Regions from separate parts of the Mus musculus genome. Here region 2 is linked to region 1. A link is a contact called in ENCODE Hi-C or POLR2A ChIA-PET data. All regions are on one chromosome and are shown on one strand. Each heading gives the region's core, a stretch centred on a gene start or an enhancer-like site at or near the end of the contact. The rest is flanking DNA. Distances are from core to core; before and after follow the strand shown. Region 1 holds the start of 1700055D18Rik (RIKEN cDNA 1700055D18 gene). Region 2 holds the start of Exosc3 (exosome component 3).

Evidence for each region. A loop is a pair of places that touch in the nucleus more often than their neighbours do. ChIA-PET counts read pairs that join two places held with the same protein, here RNA polymerase II (POLR2A).
Region 2: a map of T-helper 2 cell shows a loop between it and region 1 (2.2-fold over the local background). The contact joins the promoter of Exosc3 here to the promoter of 1700055D18Rik in region 1. A Hi-C loop is called at or near these places in 1 of 37 maps with a recorded cell type or tissue (T-helper 2 cell). POLR2A ChIA-PET finds 5 or more read pairs at or near these places in 3 of 5 experiments (Patski and embryonic stem cell).

The regions. Positions count from the first base shown.
Region 1 is chr4:45,010,103-45,016,942 of GRCm38, reverse strand. 1700055D18Rik (RIKEN cDNA 1700055D18 gene) reads right to left here and starts at 4,133. Exons shown (of 1, transcript NR_166789.1): 1 at 2,592-4,133. Zbtb5 (zinc finger and BTB domain containing 5) reads left to right here and starts at 4,531. Exons shown (of 2, transcript NM_173399.3): 1 at 4,531-4,719.
Region 2 is chr4:45,316,504-45,323,343 of GRCm38, reverse strand. It overlaps Exosc3 (exosome component 3), which reads left to right and starts at 2,728. Exons shown (of 4, transcript NM_025513.4): 1 at 2,728-3,073; 2 at 3,645-3,794; 3 at 5,515-5,666; 4 at 6,316-6,731. The coding sequence starts at 2,753. The coding sequence ends at 6,517.

The DNA of each region.
Region 1 (6,840 bases), core at 2,884-5,383:
CAGCTACAGTGTACTTCCTTATAGTAATAAATAACTCTTTGGGCTGGAGCAAACGGGGCCAGCAAGAGGAGCAAGCAGAGGTCCTGAGTTCAATTCCCAGAAACCAAGTGATGGCGTCTCGACCCCTCTCTAGCACAGGGACACTATGGCTTTGCTATTCAAAGCACCATGGTCCTTGAAATGGTGAAATGGCAACATCACTACCTGGGGTTACTCTGTGCCTGAGGGTGACTATGATCTCCCCACCCCACCCCCCCACCCCCGCCAAAAGTGCTGGGACTACATAAATGCACCATCACACCCAGCCAGAACGTTTCTTTCTTTTCTTTCACTTCTGAATCCATCAGATCATCTGGAAATCAGCATGTGAGGTGGGTATAGTTGAAAGTTGGGAAGCTCTGTTACACCAGAGTGGTTCCCTTTTGGGGCACCTCTTTGCCAGGATGGCATAGTCACTGGAAGTCCTCTGCACTGGCTGCTTTCTTACTGGTAAGAGAGTGAGGAGGATTCCCAGAATTACCACAGGCAAGGATGCAAAAGATAGAGATTCTGTCTGGGAAAAAGAAGGGTTACCCATGGGCCAGCTGGGTCAGAATTGTAGTGCATCCCAACGTTGCTCAATTAGCTGACAGTCGTCAAAAATACACGGACAACATACATATATGTATACATTAAATAATAACTGAATTGGGACAGAAAGAATGTTAGGAACCTTTTTCAAGTAGCAATCTAAAGTCAAAAATTTACAGTGGCCTTCTTTGGGATTAAAAGCATGAATTATTAAAAGTATGTAAAATTAGCCAGGCGTGGTGGCACACGCCTTTGATCCCAGCAGAGGCAAAGGCAGGCGGATTTCTGAGTTCGAGGCCAGCCTGGTCTACAAAGTGAGTTCCAGGACAGCCAGGGCTATACAGAGAAACCCTGTCTCAAAAAACCAAACAAACAAAAGTAAGTAAATTTTACCATAAGAATCTTTGCTTCTTAAATTTAGTTTGGAAATTCAGAAACATCTTGCATTCTCTTTGAGTGTGTTTTTAAGAAAAGGAAAATTTGAATTTTAAGTTGGGGGTGGGGCTGAAACTTTTCCTGTTTTCTAGGGCAATATCTCCATCTGCTGGTGTTTCAGGATATTGCCGATGGAGGAGGAAATGCAAGGGAGAGCCTGGTTTGCAGGGATTACCCAGAGCTCAGAAACCAACCATTGTTCATCTTATTTCTCCGCTTCCTTTCTTGCACCAACATCTCTCTCCCATTCTCCTCTTCTGTGTCACCTTGATCTTCTGTCTTCTCCTCTCTTCTTCCTTTCTCTTCTTTCTCAGTCGATGCAGGCTGCCTGAGCAAGTCTTTGTAAGGCTAACTTCAGAGTGGATGGATTTTTGTTTGTTTCCTTTGCACGGAGCTAAATCTGCTACAGCTTCAATCCCTAACTGAAGCTCTGATCTTTGGGGCCATGGAGAGATTAACCATGTTCCTGTGCCAGAGGCTTGCAAAAATCCCTTCTCTTCCTCTTCTTCCGCTTTTTCTTTCTCCTATGCTTTCCATTCACCAGCTTCAACAACTCCTCCCAGCACTCTGTTGTTTCTCACACACCAACACTTAAAAACAGTTCTTTTTCATCCTCTGGGATGCCATACACCACTATACCTAGATCTGATGTCCCACATGCATCAGTACCAATCTGCCAGCAAGCTGCACAGAGCAGAGAGTCCATCCTCAACTCCCCGCCCTACAGACCACTATGTGCTCTTATTTAGTTATTTACTGACAGGGTCTTGGTATATGTCCCTGGCTGGCCTCAATGCACTCCATAGATCAGGCTGGCCTCTAATGGGTCAGTGGAATGTTGGCTTCCTAGTATTTGCCTGATTGTGTTCATTTCCACATATTTATACTTCTTGATAACTTTGGAATAGCAGTAAACAAAACAATAACTTTTCTTTGATAGGTTCTTATTTTAAGGCTACCCTTACACTCAGCAAGTAGCCCAGGTTAACTCAGAACTAGAACTCCCCTTCATTCTTCTGCTGATAGTCAGGATATAGGTGTGTACCCACACTCACAACAGAGAACAACAAAGGTGACTTTGCTAAATTGATGCTTTTAACTTTGTTAATGTTAAGTCACAACATTCTTGCAATATTCTTTAATAAAAAGATGAATTGGGGCCAATGAGGTGGTTCCGTGGGAAAAGGCACTTGCTGTGAAAGATTAGCAACTGAGCTCAACCCCTATAAACATCAAAGCGGAGACAGAAACAACTGCAGCAAGCTTTTCTCTATGTGCTGAGGCACCTGCATGCATGCACATGTGCACATACACACACGTACAACAATAACAGTAATAAATGAAACATGGCAAAAAAATTTAAAATAAAAACAAAGAGCTAGGCGGTGGTGGCACACGCCTTTGATCCCAGCACTCGGGAGGCAGAAGCATGCAGATTTCTGAGTTTGAGGCCAGCCTGGTCTACAAAGTGAGTTCCAGGACAGCCAGGGCTATACAGAGAAACCCTGTCTCAAAAAACAAAAACAAAAACAACAAAAAAAAGAATCAGTGCTTTATATTAAATCTTGTTAAACATATAAGTGTTCTCATTTTCATGACATTTATTAAATCATTAAAACAATTACCAAAATAACACATATTGGATGTATACTAGTATAAAACACAGAAACTATGGATAATAAAATTGTAGTAACCCATAATCTCACATCCCTTTAAGAGAGCCATTGCTAACATTCTGTTTCATCTCTTGGGTTTATCTCTGTGCATATGCACTTTTTCTTCTTTAACAGGGTCTTACTATATAATCCTGCTTGGTCTGTAACACATTGTGTAGACCAGGCTGGTCTCAAACTCAAACTCATAGTGGTCCATCTGCTTCTGCCTCCCAGTACTGGGATAAAATGTGTGAGCTACCACACCAGGTTCTATTTTTGTGTAATTATTATTCTACTGTATTCGGCTCTGTATGCTCTCTTAAAAAACATTTTGTAGTGGGAGTGGATGGTAGAAAAGGGAGAGAATGTCAGGAGCTAAAGGGTTAATCTGGAAAGGAAACTGGGATGAGGGAAAGGGGAGGGTATTGAGGGCATCCTCTTCCCCATTTTAACTGGTCAATAAAGGCTGAGGCCTGTAATTGGGCAGGGGAGGGGAGAGGTGGGAGGTCTTGGAGAGTAGGGACAGGTAGAGAGGAGAAGGGAAGGGGAGAGGACTGAAGAAGAGGAGGAGCAGAACCACGTGGCCAGGAGAAACTGCAAATAGCAAAGGGTCTCGCAGCTGGGGAATAAGTTAGCACAGTGCTAGAGCTGTCCAGTCTAGGTACATAGCTTATATTTATAACTGGATTGTGTGGTTTTTATATGGGTTTATTGGGGTTGGGAACTGGTGCAAACTAAGGATGGATGAAGCCCTAGGAAACCCTATTAGCTTGTGAACCAACTAAGAATTTTATACTATCCTTCACTTGGGAAAAGGGATTGCTTGCTTATTAATTGACTTAGTAGGGCTCATCCCTTGTGGCCTGTCCATTCTCACGCAGGCGTGAACTGAGCACAAGGACAGCTGAGCCCAAGCCAGGAGGTAGCTTTAGTCTACGGTTTGTTTGAATTCTTCCCAGGACTTTCCGAAACCATGGTGATAAGCCCAGTAAACACTTCCTCTTCCAAACTGCTTTGTTCAGTTTTATCAAAGTAACAGGAAAGCTATCTAGAACACATAATCTTGATTTTACTGCTCGGTGGTATACCGCAAGAGGCCAAGGCGGCAGCCGGGCCTTCCTCTTTCCCACCCGGTCCAGCAGACTCTTTTGCGGCATTGATAAGAGGGCTGAGCCCTGAAGTTTTAAGGTGGTGGCGACTGTAAACTTGATTCTGGAGTTGATGGCTTGGTGGGCACACGTCGGACTGAGTTCCGACCCTCCCGTTGCTATGCTGGACGTCTGGGCAACTGAGACGCGATGCGGGCGACGATCCACCCAACCACCATTAGACCGACGGCATTTCCTACTCATTGTGAAGCTCGCCATTCGTCTCACTCGGCTTCTTGGGGTTCCGTTTACATCTTTTCTCAAACCTACAAGTTAGAAGTAATCTCCAGCTCACAGCGAGAGGAAGTCACCTGTCCTTCAGACTCCAGGTCACAGTCAGCGCGAGCCAATGGAGGGACTCAGGGCTGGCAGTAGTCATTGCGATTGGCTCAAGTAGACGGAAAACACTAGCTTTCCTTATTCATGCTGAGTTCTGATTGGGCGTGACATAAAATAGCTTTTCTACAGGCCAAACCTGGTGTTGCTAAGTGATAAGTCCCGCCTTCAAAGATCTTTGAGAACAGTTTTACGGGCTGTAAGGCAAATTGTGATTGGTCAGAGCGCTCACGGATGCTGTGGTAGTAAACACAGCCGGGGTCCTGGGATGGCGGATTGGTCAGATTTTCAGAACGTCACTCCTACTGTGGCCCCGCCCTCCTGATGATTGGCCATTGGAGGCCTGTGGAGGCGGTGACATGGGTACCTCACATCCGTTTACTGTAGGCCTCCGCCGGGTCCTCAAAGAACCGCGCGAACGGGCTGAAGGAGCCGGGAGCGAGGGGCGGGGCGGGCGGAAGTCACAGCCGGGGAAGCCAGTCTGGACCTTCCCGCCTCCTTCCTCAGGGTCGGTCCGAGCGGAGGAGGGCCACCGCCTCCTCCTGCGAGGAGAAGGGGGGCGGAGCCCGGCTCAGGTGAGGCGACCCTATCAGCTAGAGTGGCCTGGGCGCGCGCGCGCGGGGCGCGCTCACGTGCAGGCGGTTGTGCACCGGGAGCGCGCCGAGGCATCGGGGAGCGCGCAGCCGTTCCGGGGCCGCCTGTCCACCCTGTCTTACTGCTGAGGGGTATTGTTACCCTTCGCCTCGGTGGGGCCAGGAGGGTGGTAGCTCAGTTCTTGTGCGCAGGCGTCCCCTGTGTCCCGACGCCCGGCTGTCGGTGCGGGGTGGGCAGGGACTAGTGCCCTGCAGATCTGCTGCTGGACATGGAGCCTCTCGGGATGCTGTGGGAACCCGCGCTCGGGATCTGCATCCTAGCGGGATGAGCCGAGGAGCGGCTGCCCTGCGGGATGGAGGCGAGTGGCTCTCTTGATCCTGCCCTGGGTCCTCCTGAGCGATGAGGTTTCGTTTCATCAGAGCAAGGCCATAAGCTGTCTGGATTCGGGAGCCAGCGGCCGACGACAGGGGTGGAGTCAGCGTTTGGGAATGCCCCAACTTGTTAGACAAAAGTGTTTAGTAGGCATTTATTGAATGGCCACTTCTTCCAGGCTTCGTGCGAGGAGCTGTGGGGTGCGGTGGTAAGAGACAGCGGTCCCATCTTCCCCTGGAGGACCGACTGCTTAGCACATAAACAACAGTAGAAATAAGGGAGCGGTTTAAGGGTTTCTGCTTTGTTTTGTTTTTCTAAAGTGCCACTTACTATGGTCAGTCTGCGTCCGAGCATCGTGGCGAACACTGTAGGAACCACATTTTGGTTATTTTTATTTTTGGAGGAAAATTTTTGGGTCAAAGACTCTTGATTACCTTAGTAGCGTGATCTGAGTCTAGGTAATTAAAATTAATAAAATTCGCAATTTTCAAGGACTGAAAGAAAAACATTTCCAAAATATGTTCTTGTACTGCTGAGTTGAATTTACATACATTTAGGTTTTTAGAGATTGAAGGGAATACTGTGCCTTACTCGTTCGTGATTTGTCTTTGTATGACATGTGTACTTTATATGGTTTTAAAAAGTGGACCGGGCACTTCGTTAGTTTGCTAGAGATTTTTGCTTTCATTTTCTGAAAAGTCTCGTGGTTGGCAGTAAGCTAAAGGCTTACTGGGTAGGGGAAAGGAGATGGGCAAAAGAGAGTGTTAAGAGAAAAGCTTGCAAGCTAAAGGAAGGCCACTTTAACCCTTCTGGAAATCTCAGCGAGCTTGGGAAGAGGAGAGACAGAGCTGGCCTCTGCTGCAGCCTTGGTGACCCGCCAGGTAAGGTCAATAGATCGAGGGCTCATTCTGGGCACTGGGGTTTTGCTAAGTAAATGGAAGTAGGACTTTGTGAGAAGTCTGTTTTCGGAAGATTTGCTTTTTTTTCCCCCTTCCCTAAAAGTTGGGTGAAAACAAAACTTTTTTTTTGTCTGCTGGGGTGCTGGCCGTTTTTTATTCTAGATGTGTTTCCAGCAGAATTCTGCTGAATTGATGAGTAATGAGATTTTGGGGAAAAGCATTTTAAAGAAGGGGTGTTTCCCTAATTTTAAGGGTCAGTGTGTTCAGAAGAGACTACTCTAGACTATCCAATTAGAATTAAATTTAATTAGAATTTTTTAAAAAATTATTTGGACAGCAAAATGCACTTTTTAGTATTTAAAGTTCTTAACATTAGTTCCATCCTATTAAAAATCCTGTGCTGAGTGAGCGGCAGACGGTGCCTCCGTGCTGATAGACTCCTGAGTCAGCCTCCAGTTTTCCTAAGAAAGGGGGAAAAAAAGAACCCAAAATACAGCTTCCATGTTAACTTGCAACTCAGCTGATTTCTCAGAATGTAAATTAGCTGTAAATGCGTTTTCCTTGTGTTAGTTGTGAGCATGTGTGCTGACTGCACCTGCCCTTTATTAACAGGGATGCTATCTGCTGACTCCCTCGGTGTGGCAGGTGGGATGGGGTGCGAGCAGCACCACACTGTCTGTCTAAGGTGACTTCCTATGCTTAAAGACCAGACGCTTAGAATTCCTGCTCCTTACTGTTTCCTGGGCATGCCTTGGGGTTTTAGGTATCGTTCTTGTGGCTAAAAAGTTTTTATTATGGCAACTGGAGAGATGGCTCAGTGGTTAAGGGCAG
Region 2 (6,840 bases), core at 1,479-3,978, 310 kb before region 1:
GAGACGGAGGGAGACGGAGACAGAGAAACTAAGACATCTAGGAAAAGCTTGAAAAGCTTCGGTTGAGATCCAGTTTTTCAGGGTGGTAACACTCGGCTGCCTAAGTAGGGATGAAGGCCTGTGGTACTCAAACCCCCAAATGGCCTCCACTGCAAACTCAATATAGACGCAGCTGAGTCTACCTGGGCAACTCAGGGAAAAGTTGCACAAGCCAGACTGAGAAAGAGGTACCCACATGGCCTATACTGTCTTTTAGTGTTCTCTTTATTCTCCAACGGCCACAGCCATTTACACCACCATTAAAAAAGACCTCCTGTCGTTTCGAGACTTCATGACTATCACCACTCCCGAATCCAGAGTATCCCTCTTGCTGCTGAATTCCGAAGAGGTTATAAGCCAGGATGCTTTGAGACAGACTCTTAACTGCACGCAGGTGCGCTACCGCAGGAACCTGAGGATTCGAAGTACAAACTTGGCAGGGCTCAGGCGACAAGCCTTCCAGCTCGAGGCCCTCGCGGGCGTGTCCGGTGGGTGGTGCTTGCAAGGGCCCGCCTTTTCTGGCCTTGAGTCTCCAATGACTTAGCCTCCTTTGTTTTCTGAATCCACGCGTGGGCTACCTCCTGCCCCTTTGCTAAAAGAAGTGCACCGGGTATGGCTCCTGCCCTAGATTTTGTATTCTATTTCCTTGGGAAACTCCAAACTACCTAGGGTAGGTGCTGAGGACCAGTCCTGAGAATGAGCAACGTTCATTCTCCTTCTCCACCTTTCAGAGGCCTGACATCACTGAATACACCAAAGGCATAGCATTGAGCCATTGAATTAAAGTGGGCTTGGTTGGTTAGTCACAGAATACCTATCGTTTTTTGAGACCTGAGTTATAAAGGAAGAAAGAAGCATAATTTACCTCTGCCCAGAGAACGTCTCTCTGTGAGAGACTAACCAAGTGGTACAGTCTAGGGGGCTTGAAAGGAAAAAAAATGGCGCTCGACAGGTGGAAGCAGAAACCTCTCAAATGCAGACGACATAATCAGCTGTTGAAGAAAGCTCTTTATGAGGAGTGAAGAAAACCACAAACTGGACACCAAGAAAAAGACCCTTTTCAAAATACATAGGGGATTCAGCACCCCAAATCCAATCTTTTCTGGAGAACTGGCGTTTTTAAAGTCTTTGAAGAGTCTCTCCCCCCCCCCTCCCCCAAATGTAGGGTTGGTCGATTTGAATAAAGAATTGATGGTGAATTAGGCCAGAACTGTTGTGTAATGTGTCCTGTGCAGGCCTTGAACTTGTTCAACCGGCCCATCAGCAGGGGGCTTGCTGTTGTTGCAGGTGAGAGTTAAAAGTGTGGGGGTCCCTGCAAGCTCTGCTGCCAGCGGATCCCCAGAAAGTAAGAAGTAAACGTGGTTCAGCATGACTTAGCCGGGCTGGTACAAACTTCGGGAGTCTGACTCCAGTTTATTTTTATTTATTTATTTATTACTTATTTAAACAGTAAAACTTTCAAAAGAAAAAAAAAAAGGTTTTCTTGTGACAACTATTACCACAAAGCTTAGGACACGGTTATATCTAAACTCCCTTGCAAAGTGCATGTTTTCTTGAAAAGCACCATGACCTCTTCCACAAGAGTGGGTTCTGTTGACTGAGAAAACATGCTCAGGAGAAGAGCCTAGGGAGGAAAGGTTTTTATAATCATAATAGCAAACTCTTTTTCAAATCCATGAGATCTCTCTTATAAGGATGGAGTCTATGGACTGGAAATGCTCAGGAAAAGGGGGATTCAGGTGAGAGCTAGCTCCACAGAATGGTAAAATTACCTGGTATTCAACAACCTCCATTCCAGCCTTCCAAGTGAATAGCTGTCAATTTCTTCCATTGAAGAAAAAGATCTGCATGTTTAACAATTCTGGTTTCTATAGGACTACCTGGAAGCACATGCCCTCCTACCCTCTACACAAAAGCCTACACAGCCTTTTTTTGAGGCTGCTAAGCTTGTATTGAGTTAGGAGGTTGAGGTTGAGGAAGAAGTTAGCCAACTTGACAATTCATCACCTGTTACCTAGCCGTGGCTCCTCTCCTTATCTGCCTACCTCGGAGTCTTACTCTCAGTCTTTCAATAGCACTAATTAACAACTTGGCTGGGGCACTTGTATTTCAGTTGTCCCTTATATCCAGGGATTAAATGGCTTGCCAGCATTTTACCAAATTTGCAGGAATTGTGATGCCCCTTCCCTAAAAAAAAAATCTATAAACTCGAGTTGGCAGCAAAGCATCAAGCAACTGATCTCAGTCAATGCCAAGGCCTTCAGTGCTGTTGGAGAACTGAATCAATTACTCATTGAAGATGCCGACAGAGAAACGCTGGTTTCACAGATAACCCCAAAGTCAGAAAACTGTAAGTTCTTAAGTTCTTGCACATTGTGGGTTTTGGATTTAACAGTTTCTCACATAGCTGTTAGTGTGCTCCCAAAGAAGTAGCTGGGAGAATTCCTGAGTTACCGATGTTCCCAAGCCACTGAAGAGATGAACTCAAGTAGGTGAAAAGGTGTGATGTGTGTGGGAGGAGGTGGGAGATTGTTACATTAGGTACCGTGAAGCTACAGACACAGGGCAGGGAGTAGCACCCATGGGATGAAGCGAGTATCTCCCAAGCTCAAGTCCAACTCAGAAAGCCCACAACCACCGGAAAGAGATGACCCTGGTGGGCGGGTAGCGGAAGCGGAAGTAGATACCGGAAGCTGCGATGGTGACGCCTGCCATGGCTGAAGTACTGTCCGCGGGACCGGAGTCGGTGGCGGGCTGCCGAGCACGGGCCGTGCACAAGGTGCTGAATCAGGTGGTTCTCCCCGGGGAGGAGCTGGTGCTGCCGGACCACGAGGACGTAGACGGCCTTGGCGGCGCCGGGGAGCAGCCGTTACGCCTGAATGCGGGTGCGCGCCCGAGGCTGCGCGTAGTGTGTGGCCCAGGTTTGCGACGCTGCGGGGACCGTCTGCTGGTCACCAAGTGTGGCCGCCTGCGTCACAAGGAGCCCAGCGGAGGCGGCGGCGGCGTTTACTGGGTGGACTCGCAGCAGAAGCGGGTGAGCGGATGTCGGAGAGGCGGCGCTGCCGCGAAAGTGGGCCCCCTGCAAGCGATCATAGGTTAAGGCGAATCTAGAGCCGCGGTGGCTTCTAGCCCCCTCTCTGCATCTTCTTTAGAGGAACCACAATAGGAACACATCCTGAGAAGGGTGACAGGAGAGAAAGGTTCCGTGAGATCTTGTCTTGAAAAACCCAAAGCCTCGGGGTTGCCATTTGGTGTCCCAGTTGCAATGAGTCCAAATAAATCACAGGGAATTAAAATTCCCATAGAATAATTAAGAGCTTTCACTTAGGAATAATGTCAAATGGAGTGGGTTTCCTTGAATGTAAAGATTCTTGTGCCACCAGACTTGTAAAGGATGCTGAGAAAACTTGAAACTTGATCAAGTGTGAATTAGACGTTCATAAAGTTGGACTGGTGCGGGCCGGTTTTGTAGTTGCAGCTACATGGGGAGTATGAGTTGGCTGGATAGGTTGAGACCCACCCTGATCAACCTAGATGAAAGTTTCAGAAGATATTTTGTAATGATATTTGTATTATTTATGACTGTTCTTTCATTCTGCTTTTAGTATGTACCTGTGAAAGGGGACCACGTGATTGGCATAGTGATCGCTAAATCTGGAGATATATTCAAAGTTGATGTTGGAGGGAGTGAGCCAGCGTCTTTGTCTTACCTGGCATTTGAAGGGGCAACTAAAAGAAACAGACCAAATGTGCAGGTAATAATGGGAGTCTTTGGTTTCAACAAGAAAAAATATCCACTCCCGAGAAAGTTAACTATCCAGAGGGCTACTTGAATTGTCTTCAAAGCATAAACCAGTTCTCCAAGACAGTTTATAAGAGTTTCTCAGGCGCTGCGGCTCCAGAAGTATTGCTGTATGTCATGTTTGCAGCCTTGGTTCTTTTCTACCGGGTTGAAGAGTTACATCTGCTATCCCCCTCCTTACCTGTCATGTCTGAATCCACCCCATGAGGAAAATGGCCCTAGTCTAAGGGCCATGGGCACTATTGGCTATCTGTTCATCATGGCTCTAAATCCTTGGAGCTGGAGCTGACAGAAGAGTAATCTTGTTTCTGTAGGTTTTCAGGTTGGGCTTTCTGGGTAGTTTAGCCATGTTCTTCCTGAACACCTGAGCCAGAAATGTGCTGGCCTCTCTGCTGCTTTTTCTTCAACTCTCAAGGGTCTTTAGTCACTCAATCTTATTTGTTCCTTCTCTTATCTTTTGTATGCCAACCCCTTTGTCTCACTTTTGACAGGAGCGGGCAACAATCTTATGAACTCATTAAAAAAAAAAATCTCATTAAAAAAAGGATTGTTCAAATCACACAGAGAGCATTGTACTCAGGGGTCTTTCCTCGTGGTTTCTGTTACTTCATGGAACCATATTTAAGCTTCACAGTGTAACTGGGCTTTGTTTCCTTCCCTTGGGTCTTTATTAATGGTGTTCCTGTTTGGAGCTGTGTCCTCAGCCCTAGGAGACATCACCTTTGAGGTCCAGGCTGACTGAGTTGATGACTGTCTCATCGTCACTTGTCCTGCATATTCACCACACACTGGGTTCATTCTCATTGCCCTGTGCAGGACCACATGCCCAGGAAGCCGGAAAAGGTGTAATGATTCCCGCTAGGTTTTGTAATCACCCACAACAGTGGGGACTTACAAGGCATTTTTAAAGTATGCACAGGAAAGTGTGCCTACATGTATGTTTTTGCACGCTGTGTGACAGCTTCTTGTGGAGGTCAGACAGGAAGGTCAGGTCCCCTGAAACTTGAGTTATGACAGGTTGTGAGCAGCTACACGGGTGCTAGAAACCAAAGCTGGGTCCCCTACAAGAGCAGTAAGTACTCTTAGCCCACGAGCCATCTCCAGCTCAACAGTGGGTATTTTTAATGTTGAAGAGAACAAATTTATTGTTTCCTTAGCTTCATTTTAAAGTTCAGTTTTGTAACATTTTAAAGCAAATTTTCCATGAAGTAGTATCTGAATTACCATTGTCCTGTTTTCTTTTGAATATGGATATCATGAGTTTTTTTCCTCTAGACAAACATGTAATTTGTTAGTACTGATAGAACATTCTCCGGTGATGCTGTTTGTTTTTATATCCACACTGACGTGTGCAGTTACCACTAGTTACGTGTGGCTGCTGAGCAGCTGAACTGTTGAAGAGTGGAATTTTATATATGTTAAGTAGATACAAGGCTAAATTAAACTACATGTAAGTTGGGCAGTACAGTCTTGAAGATTGTTCTTAGGCCTTGGAATGGCTCCTGGTTGGAGGGTTTCATGGTGTGTGGTGGGAGGGCTGAATTCTGAGGACCATCAGTCCCTTAGTGTGACAGCTGTGGGTCCCTGGCATTCTTGCCCATGGATCAGAACCAGCAGCAGCAGCTGTAGGTTGTCTGGATGAAGGGAACTGAACTTTGGTTTTAATCTTACAGGTTGGAGATCTCATCTATGGCCAGTGTGTGGTCGCTAATAAAGACATGGAACCAGAGATGGTCTGCATTGACAGCTGTGGCCGCGCCAATGGGATGGGTGTGATTGGGCAGGATGGCCTGCTCTTCAAAGTGACGTTGGGCTTAATTAGAAAGTAGGTTATGCTGCTTATTAACTGCCCTGCCTTCTTTAATGACCTGTTTACTCTGAGAATTTCGTAATGGTGTTTTGTTGGTCATACTTGCTCCCCATTCTCTGTAACTCCTTCCAGGTTCCTTCCCCACTTTCCTCCCCTCTCCACCCTGTCTCCTAAGTTTGCCCTTTTTAAAGACAAGCCACTGAGTCAAATCTGTGCTGCATGTATATTTGTAAAAAATGGGGCCTACTACCAAAGTGTGACCAGCCTACCGTGAAAGGGGCACTGAGCTGGGCACTGTGTCCCAGCTACTCGGGAAGGCAGGAGCGTTCTCACACCTACAAATCTGAGACTTAGTTTACATGACCTAGGTAGACTTCCTCTCCAAATACAGAGGCATTGTGTGTGTGTGTGTGTGTGTGTGTGTGTGTGTGTGTGTGTGCGTGTGTGTGTGTGCGCGCGCGCGCGCACACACGTGCATGTGCTCAAGACCGGGCAGAGACATCAAAGCAGCAGAGACATCAAGTCTTGTTTTGGGACGATGCTGAGCGGACTTTGCGTAGTCACAGAGAGCCACTCAGAAAGAAATTCCAGAAAAGGAACCTTGTTTAGGAGACCCAGAACATACACTTTATTAAATTTCATTTTCTTTCATCTTTCCTAACAGGCTATTAGCTCCAGATTGTGAAATTGTGCAAGAGCTGGGAAAACTCTATCCATTGGAGATTGTGTTTGGAATGAATGGAAGAATATGGGTCAAAGCTAAGACCATTCAGCAGACGTTAATTTTAGCAAATGTCTTAGAAGCTTGTGAACACATGACAACAGAGCAAAGAAAACAGATCTTTGCCAGACTGGCAGAGAGTTGACATATAAATTTTCTTAATGGATATTTTAGTCAAGACTGAGTTTCCTGGGGAAATTTTTTTTTCCAGGTGAATTTCTTCCTGGCAGATCTTTAGAAGAAGCATATTATTTTACTAGAATTGAATAAAATATTTTTGTAAGAGATACTGGTTGTCAATCATGTATAGATGAGAAAATTATAAAAACTTTTATATAATAAACTTTGTTGGTAGTGTCTATATTTGTAGTTCTACAGTACAGCTTCTAAAGTGAGCTGGAATGCAACACTAAACCTGTTTTCTGGTTATAATCGTAAGCCTTCCTTGCCAGAGGGAATGTTGAACAC